Linked DNA regions of Homo sapiens: region 1 is linked to region 2. A link is a contact called in ENCODE Hi-C or POLR2A ChIA-PET data. All regions are on one chromosome and are shown on one strand. Each heading gives the region's core, a stretch centred on a gene start or an enhancer-like site at or near the end of the contact. The rest is flanking DNA. Distances are from core to core; before and after follow the strand shown. Region 1 overlaps LOC105377161 (a long non-coding RNA gene). Region 2 overlaps LOC105377161 (a long non-coding RNA gene).

The links. Hi-C counts contacts between places; a loop is a spot of excess contacts on that map. ChIA-PET counts read pairs that join two places held with the same protein, here RNA polymerase II (POLR2A). Pooled maps may share reads with other maps.
Region 1: a map with no recorded cell type shows a loop between it and region 2 (2.2-fold over the local background). The contact joins two enhancer-like sites. A Hi-C loop is called at or near these places in 1 of 168 maps with a recorded cell type or tissue (posterior vena cava), 2 of 37 single-sample maps with no recorded cell type and 3 of 50 pooled maps. POLR2A ChIA-PET finds 5 or more read pairs at or near these places in 1 of 52 experiments (HCT116).

The regions. Positions count from the first base shown.
Region 1 is chr3:72,623,998-72,630,816 of GRCh38, reverse strand. All of the region lies in intron 8 of LOC105377161 (a long non-coding RNA gene), which reads left to right. Among named protein-coding and RNA genes, the nearest start is that of RYBP, 180 kb to the right of the region's middle. Within about 2 kb of position 1,421, at least 4 of the 41 ENCODE cell types and tissues checked have a DNase peak (open chromatin) inside an H3K27ac peak, as active enhancers do.
Region 2 is chr3:72,673,116-72,680,415 of GRCh38, reverse strand. All of the region lies in intron 5 of LOC105377161 (a long non-coding RNA gene), which reads left to right. Among named protein-coding and RNA genes, the nearest start is that of SHQ1, 170 kb to the left of the region's middle. Within about 2 kb of position 1,380, at least 2 of the 41 ENCODE cell types and tissues checked have a DNase peak (open chromatin) inside an H3K27ac peak, as active enhancers do.

The DNA of each region.
Region 1 (6,819 bases), core at 172-2,671, 50 kb after region 2:
TACGCTTCACGCCTGGGTGGAGTAACCCTCAGCACGCCAGCTTTCAATTAGAAGTAAATAAATGGAGACAGCTTTGCGGTGTGCCCGATACTCTGAAAGATCAACCCCCGGCCTCGGGGCTGCCTTTCTCCCACTGCAGCTAAAAATGTTCATTTACATTTTTTTGGTGTTTTCTGAGCAGCTTTAATGTGCCAGGTTTAACCTTTAAGGCCCTCTCCCCTTCTTCCTTCTGCTTCTCCCCCAACCCCTGGCTTTGAGGATGCCACAAGCCTTGAAGCACTTGCAGGAAACAGCTGCACACAAGTGGATTTCCAACTGAATTCTTTAGATGGAAGTTTGGCTCTTGTAGGATCATGTAAAGGAGTCTTTCATTTCCCCTCTGTGATTGTCATTCTGTTTGGAATAAGGGCAGCTGGGGATGCCTCTCCTTTGCCCATTACATCCTAAGGCAGAGGTGGATTTGGGGGCCTTGGGTTAGGATTGGGGATAGGGGATGTCTGGGGAGGGACTCCTTGCTGTGCCATTCCTCCACATTTGGAGACCGGAGGGGAAGACCTTGGTGTCATTTTGAGATTCTTCTATTAGGGAACTATATCCATTAGTTATTGCTGCAAAGCAAATGACTCCAAAACTTGATAGCTTAAAACATCATTTACTCACCTTTAGCTCACAATTGTGTAGGTCAGCAATTTGGCCAGCCTCAGCCAGGCAGTCCTTTGGGTCTGTACTGGGCTGGTCTGGTCTCAGATGGGCATGATCAGCTGCCAGGTTGGCTTGCGACGGTCTCAGCTGAGATGACTGGGGCTGTCGCCATCCAGCAGGCCATCCTGCTCTCGCACAATGAGAGCTGGGCTGAGATGACTGAGGTTGTCACCGTCCAGCAGGCCAACCTGGGCTTGCTCACTTGGTGGTGGAAGGGTTCCAAGAGCAAGCACAGAAGAGCATGAAGTCTCTTGAGGCGTCAACTGAGAACTGGCGCCATGTCACTTTTGCTGCATTCTGTCAAAGCAAGTCACAAGGCCCACCCCAGTTCTGGGAGTAGAGAAAATAGCTCTGCCTCTTGATGGGAGAAGCTGCAATGCATTTTGGCAATTTTTGCAATCAACAACAAGGAGTGATTTTCCAGATCTGCTTCTCAAGGCCTAGGGCTTCCATGGAAAAGCCACAGGGGCCACTGTAGGTTCAAGATTAAAGTTTGGGCTATCCTCTCGCACCTTTAACCCGAGGAACTCACTTTTATCTGCAGAATATATTGGACTTCCAAGTAAGATCTCACTTGAACAAAGGTTGCCATGGTTAAAAGACATTGAATACCAATTAGTTAGAAGTAATTGTCAGGCTCTCCCTACCTGCTTCTGACCTCTGTGACTCATAGAATTGCACTTCCTGTTTTCTGATAAAAGAGAACTAGTGCCAAGAAGTAGGAAGATTCTGGCCTTGCTCATTCACTCATCAGTCTCTGTATCTCCAATCCTCATACAATCTCAGTGTTCTAGGCTGCAAAAAGAAGTGGAAGACAGTAATGCATAGAAGAGTTCAAACTAAAGCCAGGCTTTCAGGGTTCAGATCTCAACTTCCTCCGTTGCAGTGTGGTCATAGGAAGGTTACTTAACCTCTCTAAGCCACAGCTTCTGCATCTATAAAATGGGGTGAGAATATCTATTGCATGGATTAAAAAAAGATAATTTGTACAGCATAAAAATTACTCAAATCATGTTTACTATTTTTATGATGTAGTCTTCAAGTTCCCTTAACATTCTAACAGATTATATTCCCTATGAAATTATGGTGGGCAGTGCCAATTTCCAGTTGCTAGGTGTTCTGGTTTGGGATTTTTTTTAGGAAGGCATTCAGCAAAACAAGCCTCTGCTCACTGGCCTGCCACCAAATGGTAAAATTCAGCTGTTTGAGATTCATACCTTTGGCTGAGTACATTAAGGTGTTCTTATTCGTTAATACGTAGTTTGATTAGATCATTTTCTCCATGAATATTAAGCTGAACCCTAGGCAATGAGCAATGTGAACTTTGATGGAATGTTTTTCAGAGGAAGGGAAGATGATGTATGGGTGAACAGGAGAGAAGATAAGTTTGGGCTGGCCATAGCAGAGTTAGCGGGTGGGGAGCAAGGAGGTTGGTGCCTGAATGAAGGAGGGGACCCCTTACGCTTCCAGGAGAAGTGCCAAGAGGCACTTGGCATACTTTCCTGCTGTGCCTGGAGCTGAGAGTCTTCGTACCTGGTGCACAAGAAAGGAAAATGTATCCTCCAGCTTTGCCCATCATGATTCTGAAATGCTTTCAGGCACCCCAGGCTGTGCGGGAATATTTAAAGCCACCATGATTACCATTTGCCATCTGACAGGAAGCAACTCTGTGCCCCTGTATGAGAGAAGAGCAGTTATTTTCTAAGGTCCCCTGGGGCACGTTTTGGTGTCTCGGGGAGGAGAATCTGCACCCTCACCCCGCCTTCCTTTGGCAATGAGCAGGTCATCCATCAAGTTGGTCCTGCCCAACAGGATCTTCCAGATCTCTCAGCAGAGGCCTCCACTCCACTAGGTCTAGGCAAACAGGCTCCAGCTTGCTAAGGCCGCGGGCCTGATGGGAAGGGCAGGGCCAAATGGCCCCAGCCTGACTTTTCAGATGCTGCACGCAGACTGGGGTGCACTGAGGAGCAGTGCCTCATCTTGGGATGACAAGATGTGGCCAGGGGGTGTGTGCCTGGATTCCACAGGCATCAGCAAACACCTGGCTTCCTTTGGTATCAGGCAGAGGTGCATCTGGCTCTCAGCCAGCTGTCTATGTGGAAATATTCCACCCCTCTTTTAAAATTGCATTTTCATATCAAAGACAAGCTAGGGAACCAAGAGGCCCTTATTGGAGGGGAGCATTGTTTTTCAGGATTTGCCTTAGCATTTTTTTTACCTAGCAAATTCTCCTAAAATATTTTAGAGTTGTACTTTTTTGGTTTTGTTTTTTGGAATGTCTATCATTTTTATCAAACAAGTCATCTGTGGGTGCTCACTATGGAGAAATCTGAGGAAGAACAGATAAGTAAAAGTTTTGTTTACAGTGAAAAATTGCTTATAAATAATTTTTATTAAATTATCTATTTTTGTTTTTTCATCATTTTCTGTTGAGAGCATATCCTATCATTTGTTTACAGAATTCCCTGTGTTTAGGAATTTAGGGGTCTTTACAGGCTCCCTGCCCCTGCAAAAATCCCCGTGAGATGAAGCCCCAGTTGCTGGCAGTGGTAGTGGGGTGGTAACTCACTCTTCTCACTCTTTATTAACTGCCTGCTCTTGCCTGTCTCATTTCTCCACTTCCTTACTCATTTCTGTTTCACCTCCCAAATAAACCACCTGCACTGAGATCCTGGTCTCAAGGGCTGCTTCTCAGGAAACCCAAACCAATGCAGCTATCTACTGTTTTTGAGTATACAGTCACGTGCCACACAACGACTTTTCAGTCAATGATAGACTGCATATACGATGGTGGTCTCCTAAGATTATAATAGAGCTGAAAAATTTCTATCACCTAGTGACATCTTGATGGTCCTGACCCTGTGCAGGCCTAGGCTAACATGTATGTTTGTGTCTTTGTTTTTTTGTCTGTTTGGTTGGTTTTAGTTTTTTGTTTGTTTGTCTTTTTGAGACAAGGTCTTGCTCTGTCACCCAGGGTAGAGGGCAGGGCAGCAATCATGGCCCACTGCAGCCTCAGACTTCTGGCCCCAAGTGATCCTCCCACCTCAGTCTTCCCAGTATCTAGAATGACATACTGGAGCCACCATGCCCAGCTAATTTTTATTTTTTTTTTTATAGAGACCAAGGTCTCACTATATTGTACAAGTTGGTTTCAAACTCCTGGCTGCAAGCGATCCTCTCACCTTGGCTTCTCAAAATGCTGGGATTACAGGCATGAGCCACCATGCCTGGCTCTTTTTCCTTTTGCAGGGAGTGGGGTCTTGCTATGTTGCCCAGGCTCATCTTGAACTCCTGGCCTCAAGTGATCCTCCTACCTCACCCTCTCAAAAACTGTTTAAAGAGTTTAAAAAAAAATAATTTTTAAATAGAAAAAGGCTTATAGAATAAGAATACAAAGAAAGAAAATATTTTTGTACAGTTGAAAAATGTGTTTGTGTTTGTGTTTTGTTTTTTGAGACAGAGTCTCACTCTGTCACCCAGGCTGGAGTGTAGTGGCACAATCTCTGCTCACTGTAGCCTCTGCCTCCACCTCCTGGGTTCAAGCAATTCTCGTGCCTCAGCCTCCCAAGTAGCTGGGACTACAGGTGTGCGCCAACACACCCAGCTAATTTTTGTATTTTTTAATAGAGACGAGGTTTTGCCATGTTGGCCAGGCTGGTCTTGAACTCCTGGGCTCAAGTGATTGCCCGCCTCAGCCTCCCAAAGTGCTGGGATTACAGGCGTGAGCCACCACGCCCGGCCTGTGTTTGTGTTTGAAGTCTTATTATAAAAGAGTCAAAAAGCTTTAAAAAAATTAGAAAGTTTATGACATTAAAAAGTTACAGTAAGCTAAGGTTAATTATTGAAGAAAGAAAAGTGTATTTTAAAATAAATTTGGTATAGCCTAAGTGTACAGTGTCTATAAAGTCTACTGTAGGGTACAGTAATGTCGTAGGCCCTCGCATTCACTCACCACTCACTCAATGACTCACCCAGAGCAACCTCCAGTCCTGCAAGCTCCGTTCATGGTAAGTCCCCTATACAGGTGTATCATTTCTTATCTTTTACACAGTGTCTTTACCGTACCTTTTCTGTGTTTAGATGCACAAATACTTACCACAGTATTACAATTGCCTGCAGCGTTCAGGACAGTTACGTGCTGTACAGGTTGGTAGCCTAGGAGCAACAGGCTACACCATCTAGCCTAGGTGTGTAGGAGGCTCTCCCACCTAGGTTTGTGTAAGTGCACTCTGAAATGCTTGCACAATGATGAAATTGCCCAATGATGCATTTCTCAGAGCATAGCCTTTTCACGAAGCGATGCATGACTGTACACCATGTCTCCCTTGACCAGCATTGGATTCGCATACAGCTTTTCAGGAGTGCTCTTGCCTAATGTGGATTACTCAGAGGTCGGGGCTTTCCTGATTCACTTAGGCTACGTTTCAGTGCACCACCCGGGTTTGGCAACTTAACCTTCGGCCTCCAAGTTTCTCATCCTATGCTAGACTTTCGCCAAGGCCTCCTTGTTACTAATGGCCAGTGCTTGGCCATCAGTAATGACCAACCTCCTGTAACCTACTGCCAGTACTAATGGCCAACCCTAACCCTAACCCTCCTTTTCCTCCTTGTCACTTTGCCCCTGAGTTAATCGTCTCCTACAATTCTGCTATCTCTTCTTTGTTTTTTTCTTATCAAAAAATCTTTAGCAGCCTTAGCCTGAATGCAGGAGGCCCCAGGCCATACTGTGATCTAGGTGAAGGGTTTCTTTGGGGATTCTCTTTACCTGGCTCTGAAAACCCTGCTTTTTCTTGTAGTCCTCCCTGGAAAGAATTTTTTTTTATTAGGTTGTCCTCTGAGGTGATGTCTCCTCCTGGTAGAAAGAAAAATAATATTCTTTGCAAAGCATTGACATATATTCTTTAACTTTACTTTCCCTCCACCTCCCAAAACTTGCCAGTTTCAGGGTCCAAAGTTCCGGACCTCTGACAAAGCATGCACCCACTTACAGATGGAATACATGGGCATTGGCCTGGGACCTGATGCTGTCCTCGTTGAAGGACATTTGTAATCTGGTGACCTTAGTCCAAAGACATGAACTTAAAGGTGGGAATATGGGGCACTGTGGTGGGAAAAGTTTGTAGTGACCTTTCAAGAAACAACATTCACATTTTGACAGAGGATGCCTTGGCTAGTGATAAAGAATTATAATGCTTTTTTTCCTTCCTTCCTTCCTTCATTCCTTCCTTCCTTCCTTCTTTCCTTCCTTCGTTCCTTCCTTCCTTCCTTCATTCCTTCCTTCCTTCCTTCCCTTCTTCCCTCCCTCCCTCCTTCCTGTTTTCCCCCTTCCCTTCTCTTCCTGTCTCCCTCTACCCCGCTCCCTTCCTCCCTTCCTTCCTTCCTTCTTTCCTATCTTGTCAAGAGGGGTAGTATGGTTGACTCTACCAGTTACTAGCTCTGTGATCTTGGACAAATTACTTAATCTTTCCATTTCTCTGCCTGTAAAATGAGTTTACTAATTAGATCGACCTCATAGAGTCTTTGTGAGGATTAAATTAGTATCTATACAGTGTATAAGATAGTACCTGGCAAAGAGTAATCTTTCAAAACGTATTTGCTCTCTTTGTTAATTCATTCATAAAATATATAAAACACCTACTGCTTGACAGGTCGTGCGGCAACGGGGTGGACTAAGCCCTGAAGAGCTTAGGGAGGAAGGTAGTGTAGAATATGGCTACTCAAGCTGCCTTGAGATGGAAACCATAATTTTAAGTTCTCTTTCTTCATTACATTAAAAAAACTCAGCCCATTTTCGCTGGGAAACTGAGCACTCCTCCAGGAAGCTGTCCCTGATAAGTGCAGCAAACATCATCTCAACTCATGAGTGCCAGAAGGAAGGAAAGCAGAACTGTGCTTCTGGTAGCTGATGATTGGGCGCTGGTTTCAATGGCTCCCAAGGCCTATTGGGAAAGAAGATAAAAGAGAGGTTCTAGAAGGGGCTGGAGTGGGGCCTGAGGCTCTGGGATGGATGTCCATGAAAGGGGTTCAAACAGTGATGGGTGGACAAGAGAAGGGGCCCTGCAAGGGCGCTAGTCCCAGGCTCAGTGTTCTCAGCTGCTGGCCTCACCTGCTCTGGAG
Region 2 (7,300 bases), core at 131-2,630:
AAGGAAAGGAGCAAAATTCCATAGGATCCACAAGAGAGGAGTCATTGGCAATTTTCATAAGGACAGTTCCCCTTGTGATATATGGGAAGAAGGCAGATGGCAGAGTTGAAGAATAAGAAGGAGGTGAGAGAGTGATGAATGAATGAATAGCATTCCAGCAAAGTCTTCACATGCCTCCTCTAGGTCTGCTAATTCTGGAGATTCAGAATGGATTTGCCAAGAAAACTCCCAACGACCAGCCAGGAGAGGAATCTTTTCCACCAAGCTCTCTCTGTTTCAGAAAATAACCAATGTGTGTGTTGACCTCAGCATCCCTCCCTAGCAACCAGCATCTGTGTTTAAATTCGTGGGGGAGGGGTGCTATTATCTTGTGGCTATCCACACAGCTTCTGTGGTTACATCTGTTGTTTTTGTCTGTACAATAGCCATTTGTCATCATTTGGCTATTAACACCTCGATCTGGCTGGGACTCACTCCTTATCCCTGGCTCTGGGGATGGCACGTGTCCCAACCGTGGCCAATAAGACTCAGGCCTGAGATTTTTTGGAAACTATTGAGAAAGAGAAGCACCCCTTAGGCAGGGATGGCTGCCACCACCCCTATTAGGACTGGAGACATCCTGCCAGCAGAGACAGAAACAGATCCAAGAGACAGAGGGAGAAAAACAGTCTTGATAGCACTTCATGAGCTCCTGGATCCAGCCATGCCTGATACCATTTAATCCTTGGGCTTTTCAATTACATGAGTCAGTAAATTATCTATGTTTGCCTGTCAGAAAGGGTTTTGTGAGTTCTAGCACTGAACGAATGGTCCCAGCAGGAACAAACTGCCTAGGGATGGGGGCATAGGAGTGGAGTTGGTGGAGGAGGTTTACTTGATTTCCCCTCAGACATTTCACCAGGCATCTCATCCCCCAAGTTGCTACCTTAGCAATTCTCCCTCCTTTTTGCAGTCATCCTTCCTATTGTTTTTGCTTGTATTCCTATCTTTTTGTAAACTCCTCCTTGCTTAAAAAGCAGCATCTGAGATGCTGGCCTGAGGCCGTCTGCCCTTCCCAAGAGAATACACATGCTTGCTATTCTTTACAGTAAAACCAAGGTCCACATTGTGTTTCCCCAGGGCTCCCAGAACCTGAGTTGAGAGGTGGGGATTTTGCAGGGACTCCATCAGTGTGCAGCATCTGTACCTGCCTCCAGCGACTGCTGACACGAGCGGCCACATCTCCACACTTTCGCCCCACTACCTTATGTGTGCCACAACCCCTCCAACAATGCAAACTCTTGTTCATTTGCTCAGAACATGAATGAATCATGCCAGGGAAACTCCTGGCCACTGGACCACATTTTGCTGTGTTAGCAATAAACATCCCTTCATATTGTCATCATAGCCACAGGGGAAGACAGAGGTCTCCTGGCAGAGGAAGGGCGTGACACATTCCGCACTCTTTCTACTCCCTCCCTATGTCAGCCCTGATCTTTGTTTCCTTCTTTTTGCTTCAGAGCAAGCCTCCTTCTAAGGCCTTTAATTCCATGGATCATATTTTCTGTCTAGCTTCCATTTAATGGCCTGTCATGGGCCCATACCATGCCAGCTCCTGGGCGTAGTGGGGTTTGTGTATTTCAGTGTGGGCTTGCAGAATGACCCTGCATTATTTACTTTCCATCCTCATTGAGAATTATCAGGCTTAGGTGGGTTCCTCCCACCCTTCTTGAACTCTTCTTCCTATCCTCCATCCACCCTCTTCCCTCTATTTTATTCTTCCTGTCTGTCTTTCCTTCTCTCTTTCCTTCCTTTATTTTTTCCGTTTCTGTCGCTTCCTGTCTCCCCCCATGCCCTGGACTTTGGTCCTGTGGTTCCAGTAAAAGGAAAACATAGGGAATAATACGAAAAGCAGCCAGGCTTAGCCAATAAATCCTCTAATGCTTGTAATGGTTTTATTTTCTTCATGTTCATTCTAGTTTAAGAGGTCAATCAACATCTTTGAAATGCTTGTGGTTTACTACATGGAATCTTTAATTGAGGCACAGAAAACTCCTCTCTCCCTCTCTCCGTCTTCCTTCCCTCTCTCTCTTCCTTTCATTTGTTTAATAAATGTTTTTTGAGGGTTTTTTCTGGGGCAGGCCCTGGGCTAACTGCTAGGAATGGTGACTAGAAACATGGGTATGATCCTTGCTCTGATGATCTTACATCTATTGGGAGACACATGTTTTCACCAGATAATTCCACGTAAATGTATTCTCATAACCTCAGCAAATGCTTTGAGTTTCCACGATGGTCTACAGAGACACTGACCCCGACTATGGAGGTGTGGAGGGTTCCTCAAGGAGCTGATTTGAAGGATGAGTTTGCTTTTCTTTTTTTTGAGGGGTGAGGCGGGATGAAATCTCGTTCTGTCCCCCAGGTTGGAGTGCAGTGGCGTGTTCTCGTCTCACTGCAACCTTCGCCTCTCGGGTTCAAGCGATTCTCCCACCTCAGTCTCCCAAGTAGCTGAGACTACAGGCACCTTCCACCATGCATGGCTGATTTGTGTATTTTTAGAAGAAATGGGGTTTGACTATATTGGCCAGGCTGGTCTTGAACTCTTGACCTCAAGTGATCTGCCTGCCTCAGCCTCCTAATGTGTTAGGATTACAGGCATGAGCCACTGCCCCTGGCTTGAAGGGTGAGTTTTCTAGGTGAAGATCAGAGGAAAGAGCATTCCAAGCAGAAGGAACAGAATATGCAAAGGTCCTGGGGTGAGAGGAAGCAAAGCACCTTCATGGAATGTAAGAACAGTGTTACTGGGACAGAGAATGGAGAAGAAGAGGCCAGCGGGTGAACGGGGGCCAGATGTTCAGGACCTTTACCCTAGGTAAGAGTTTGGGTCTTCACTCCAAAAGCAAAGGAATGCCATGGCAGAGTTTCACCTGCCAGTGGAGGTGAGTGGGGATAATCAGTGCTGCATTCCTAAGCTCCAGCCTGGCTCTTGCTGCAATCTGGGTCGGGACGGGAGGCTCCTTGGGTGACCTGGGTGTGCTGGGTCAGATGTGGCATTGGTGCCAGGGTCTGGATTGAGGGTGCCAGGTTATTGTTCTGGCTTTTGGAAAGGGAGATAATCCTGCCTATAAACTTCCTGCGTGGGTTAGAGGATCCTATGAGATTAGCAGGTGGAAGAAGCATCACTGAGTACTGATGAGACCTTTGAACTGGAGACAGACATATTTGACTTTGTTAGGAGATCTTGGGCGGGTTTGCAGTTTCTCTAATCTCAATTACCTTTTCTATAAAATGGGGATATTAACACTAATGAATCTGGGTTATTTCTCTCTGCTGGTCATCCCTTTTTCAATTAGGATATGACCATCCCATGTGTGTCTGGTGGGACTGGCAACCCCTGTTCCCCCAATCCCTATTGGGTGAAGGGAGTGAGCATGTGATCTAGTCCCAGAAAATCATTGTGCCCCATGTCCCTGTCCACAGAAACTGATTTAAGGGAGTGGCCTAATCAGAGTCCCTCCATGAGATATGACATGGGGCTGTTGGAAGACAGCGTATCTTGCTTTTATATTATGAGTTGTAAGAGCACAGACTTGAGCTACTGGTATCCAATTTTCCTGGAAATAAAAAAAAAGAAAGAAACAGGGAGATTGGTGGGGATGGGGGAGGAGAGGGAGACAGAGAGGGAGAGAGAATCCCGTTTGAGAAACTTTGTTTGAGACCCTGGATTTAGTGGTTCCTGAAGCCAAGAATACTCCCTTGAATCTCTCAGTTAAGGAACCCATAAATGCCCATTTTGGCATAAGCCAGTTTGAGTTGGGGTTTGTCACCCACAACAGATGTGCTCTGCCTGATGCATCAAGTCATTGGGTTAATGGCAGTAAAGCACTGAAAGTCAGTATGAAATCTAGGCATGCAGAGTGCTCAGTAGTCACTATTGTTACTGTATTGGTGATAATTCATAGCTATAGAATGCATCGCTAAAGTATGGGCTGCTTCTCATCCCTGGGGTGTGGCCTCATGTTGCCCCACAAAAGGCTGTTAGCCACCACCATGATGCTTTCCTATTTGAAAGCCTTAGACAATGACTTGAGTTCTCCTTCTCTGCCTCCTCATCTCCCTCCAAAATTTGTGACTCCAGGCCAGGCTCAGTGGCTTATGCCTATAATCCTAACACTTTGGGAGGCCATGGCAGGCGGATCACTTGAGGTCAGGAGTTCGAGACTACCCTGGCCAACATGGCTAAACCGTGTCTCTACTAAAAATACAATAATTATCTGGGTGTGGTTGGGGGAGCCTGTAATCCCAGCTATTTGGGAGGCTGAGGCAGGAGAATTGCTTGAACTGGGGAGGCAGAGGTTGCAGTGAGCTGAGATAGTGCCACTGTATTCCAGCCTGGGTGACAGAGCAAGACTCTGTCTCAAAAAAAAAAAAAAATTAATCGTGACTCCAGTGTCCCCTGAGACTCTCTTGAAGTGACAGTGTTAGCCACTAGAGAGTGACCTGAAAGACGTGACTATGTTTAGATCTAATTCCAGAAGACCAGTCCCCTCCCAATCCAGTGGATTTCCCACTAACTTTTTTTTTTTTTAACAAAATGTAACAGCTATCTACTGCTGTATAATAAATTAGCCCAAAACTTGGTGACTTACAACAACAGAGATCTATTATTTCAAACCTTCTATTGGTCCGGAATTCAGAAAAGCTTAGTTGAGTAGTTCTGGCTCAAGGTCTCTCATGAGGCTTAAGTCATGACATTGGCCAGGGCTGAGGTCATCTGAAGGCTCAATAGGGGCTGGAAGATTCACTTCCAAAATAGAGCACTCATGGCTATTGGAAGAAGACTTCAGGTACTTGACATGGGAACTTCTCCATAGGACTGTTGAGTGTCCTTACAATATGGCAGCTAGCTTCCCACTCACCCCCCTACCCTCCCAGTGAGTTACCTAAGAGAGAGGAAGATAGAAACTGCCATGTTTTTTATGACCTAATCTGAGGAGTCACACTCTGTTATTTTTGCAATATCCTACTGATTGCACAGATGGGCCCCATTCAGTGTGGGAGGAGGTTGCACAAGGGCATGATCCCAGGAGGCCCAGGAATCACTCGGGGCCATCTTGGAGGATGGCCACTGCACTTATGAGGGGCAGTGGTTATCATTAAGTATCATTAAAGTTAGCAGTTTCTTCTTAGTCTGGTGGGACTTCTCTTCCCTGAGGAGTCCTTTGGATGCTCAGGATAACATAGCATCACCGAGGCACAAAAAAAACAAAAAAAAACCACTCTTCCTACAACTTTTGCTGGAAAGAGCTTTTAGCAGAGCTTGCAAATAACTCCTTAAATAAACTAGTGAAATGATGAAACTAATTTGCTGGTCTGTAATTTCCTGGCACATCTGGAGATTTACTAATAAATAGTAGCTGCAGCTTGGAAACCTGCCAGAATTACAGCCCTCTCCTGAGGGCTCCTTTTTTTGTCAATAAGGGATGTGTAAAAGCATCTTGGAGGGTTGGGAAGGCTGGTATATTGAGGAGAAAGAGCATTGGATGCCTGGGTTTGAGAGATGTCTTTGTCTCTTAACCACTGTCGTATTTCAAGTGAAACACATTCTTCTCTGTGCCTAAGTTTCTCCCTCTGGGAAAAGTGATGATAACCATGGACTTTCCTGACTTGCAGGGCTATGATGAGGTTTGAATGAGATGATGTAGCGTTTCTAAAAGAGTGGTACCTGGGATGATAGCACCATGGACTGTTCACCCCAAAAGGGGTCCTGTGCTGAAGTGAACGTGGAGAATTGTGTTAAATGAAGTCCAACCTTCACTTGCCTTCCCTGGCCACAGGTGGGTCCAGCTTCTTGGATGAGGGCCCAGTGCATCTGCACAGGGCCCCGTGCTCAGAAGGGCCTGCATTTGGAGTTTAATGCTTTGCAGTTGCTGTCTTGAAAATGTTTTATTAATTTATTTACTTATTTATTTTTGGAGAAAGGGTCTTGCTCTGTTGCCAAGGCTGGAGTACAGTGGCTTGATCTTGGCACACTGCAGCTTCCATCTCTCGGGCTCAGGCGATCCCCTGCCTCAGCCTCCCAAGCAGCTGGGACCACAGACATGCACTACCATGCCCGGCTAATATTTTGTATTTTTGGTAGAAATACGGTTTCGCCATGTTGCTTGGGCTGGCCTCAGACTCCTGGGTTCAAGTCATCCACCCGCCTCAGCTGGGATTACAGGCATGAGCCACCATGCCCCGCTGAAATTCTTAATACTTTTTTTTCTTTTTATTTCAGGCAGTGGCAATGTTAGACAAGATATTTTTATTTATTTATTTAGAGATCGCGTCTTCACTCTGTCGCCCAGGCTGGAGTGCAGTGGTGCAATCTGGGCTCACTGCAACCTCTGCCTCCTGGGCTCAAGCAATTCTCCCACCCCAGCCACCCAAGGAGCTGGGACTACAGGTGCCTGGCACCATGCCCAGATAATTTTTGTATTTTTAGTAGAGACGGGGTTTCACATGTTGGCCAGGCTGGTCTCAAACTCCTAACCTCAAGTGATCTGCCTGCCTTGGCCTCCCAAAGTGTTGGGATTACAGGTGTGAGCCACAGAGCCCAGCCTAGACAAGATATTCTTAGTAATTTTATCCTTGAAGTTGTGTTTTTTAAGTGAAGTCTGATGGGACAATGAAATGTGTGTCAGTGGCTTGGGGTCTTGACTCACATGTAGCCCCCTGCCCCACTGCTCCCTAGGGTGGGTTCTCAGCGGCCTGCTCCCCTTCACCGGCCTCCACTGGCTGGCTGTGCCCTGAGACCATACCACCCAGGGCCCCAAACCATGGTGCTCAAGGCCCATTGGCCTGAGAGGAGGCCCCATTTGTTGTCATCCTCTGCCCCGCTCAGGGGCCTGTGTGTAGGTAAGGAGAGGGCTGGGATCCAGTGCCCGATGCACAGTGTCTCAGGTCAGGGCAAGGTGGCAGCTATTCCAGTGTGGAGCTGACAGCACCTCTGCACATTTAGCAGGCAACTCAGTGGGGACCTCTCACCTACCTCTAACCCCGGTACTGAGGAAGTTGCAACCCCTTGGGGATTGTCTGTATGCTGTGATTTGAGGTGCCCATGAGAAGAGGAAAACGACTTCCCCACTGCCAGCCAGGGTGGTACATTTTCACTTTGCATTGGGTGCTGCAAATTATGCAGCAGGTCCTGCCTGCAGGACCTGTCAGATCCTTTGATAAAAATGTGTAGCAGGTCAGAATGCAGACATGGGAGCCAAACTGCCTGGGTTCAGGTCATGGCTCCACCACATACTGCAGTTTTGTCCTTGGCTAAGTCACC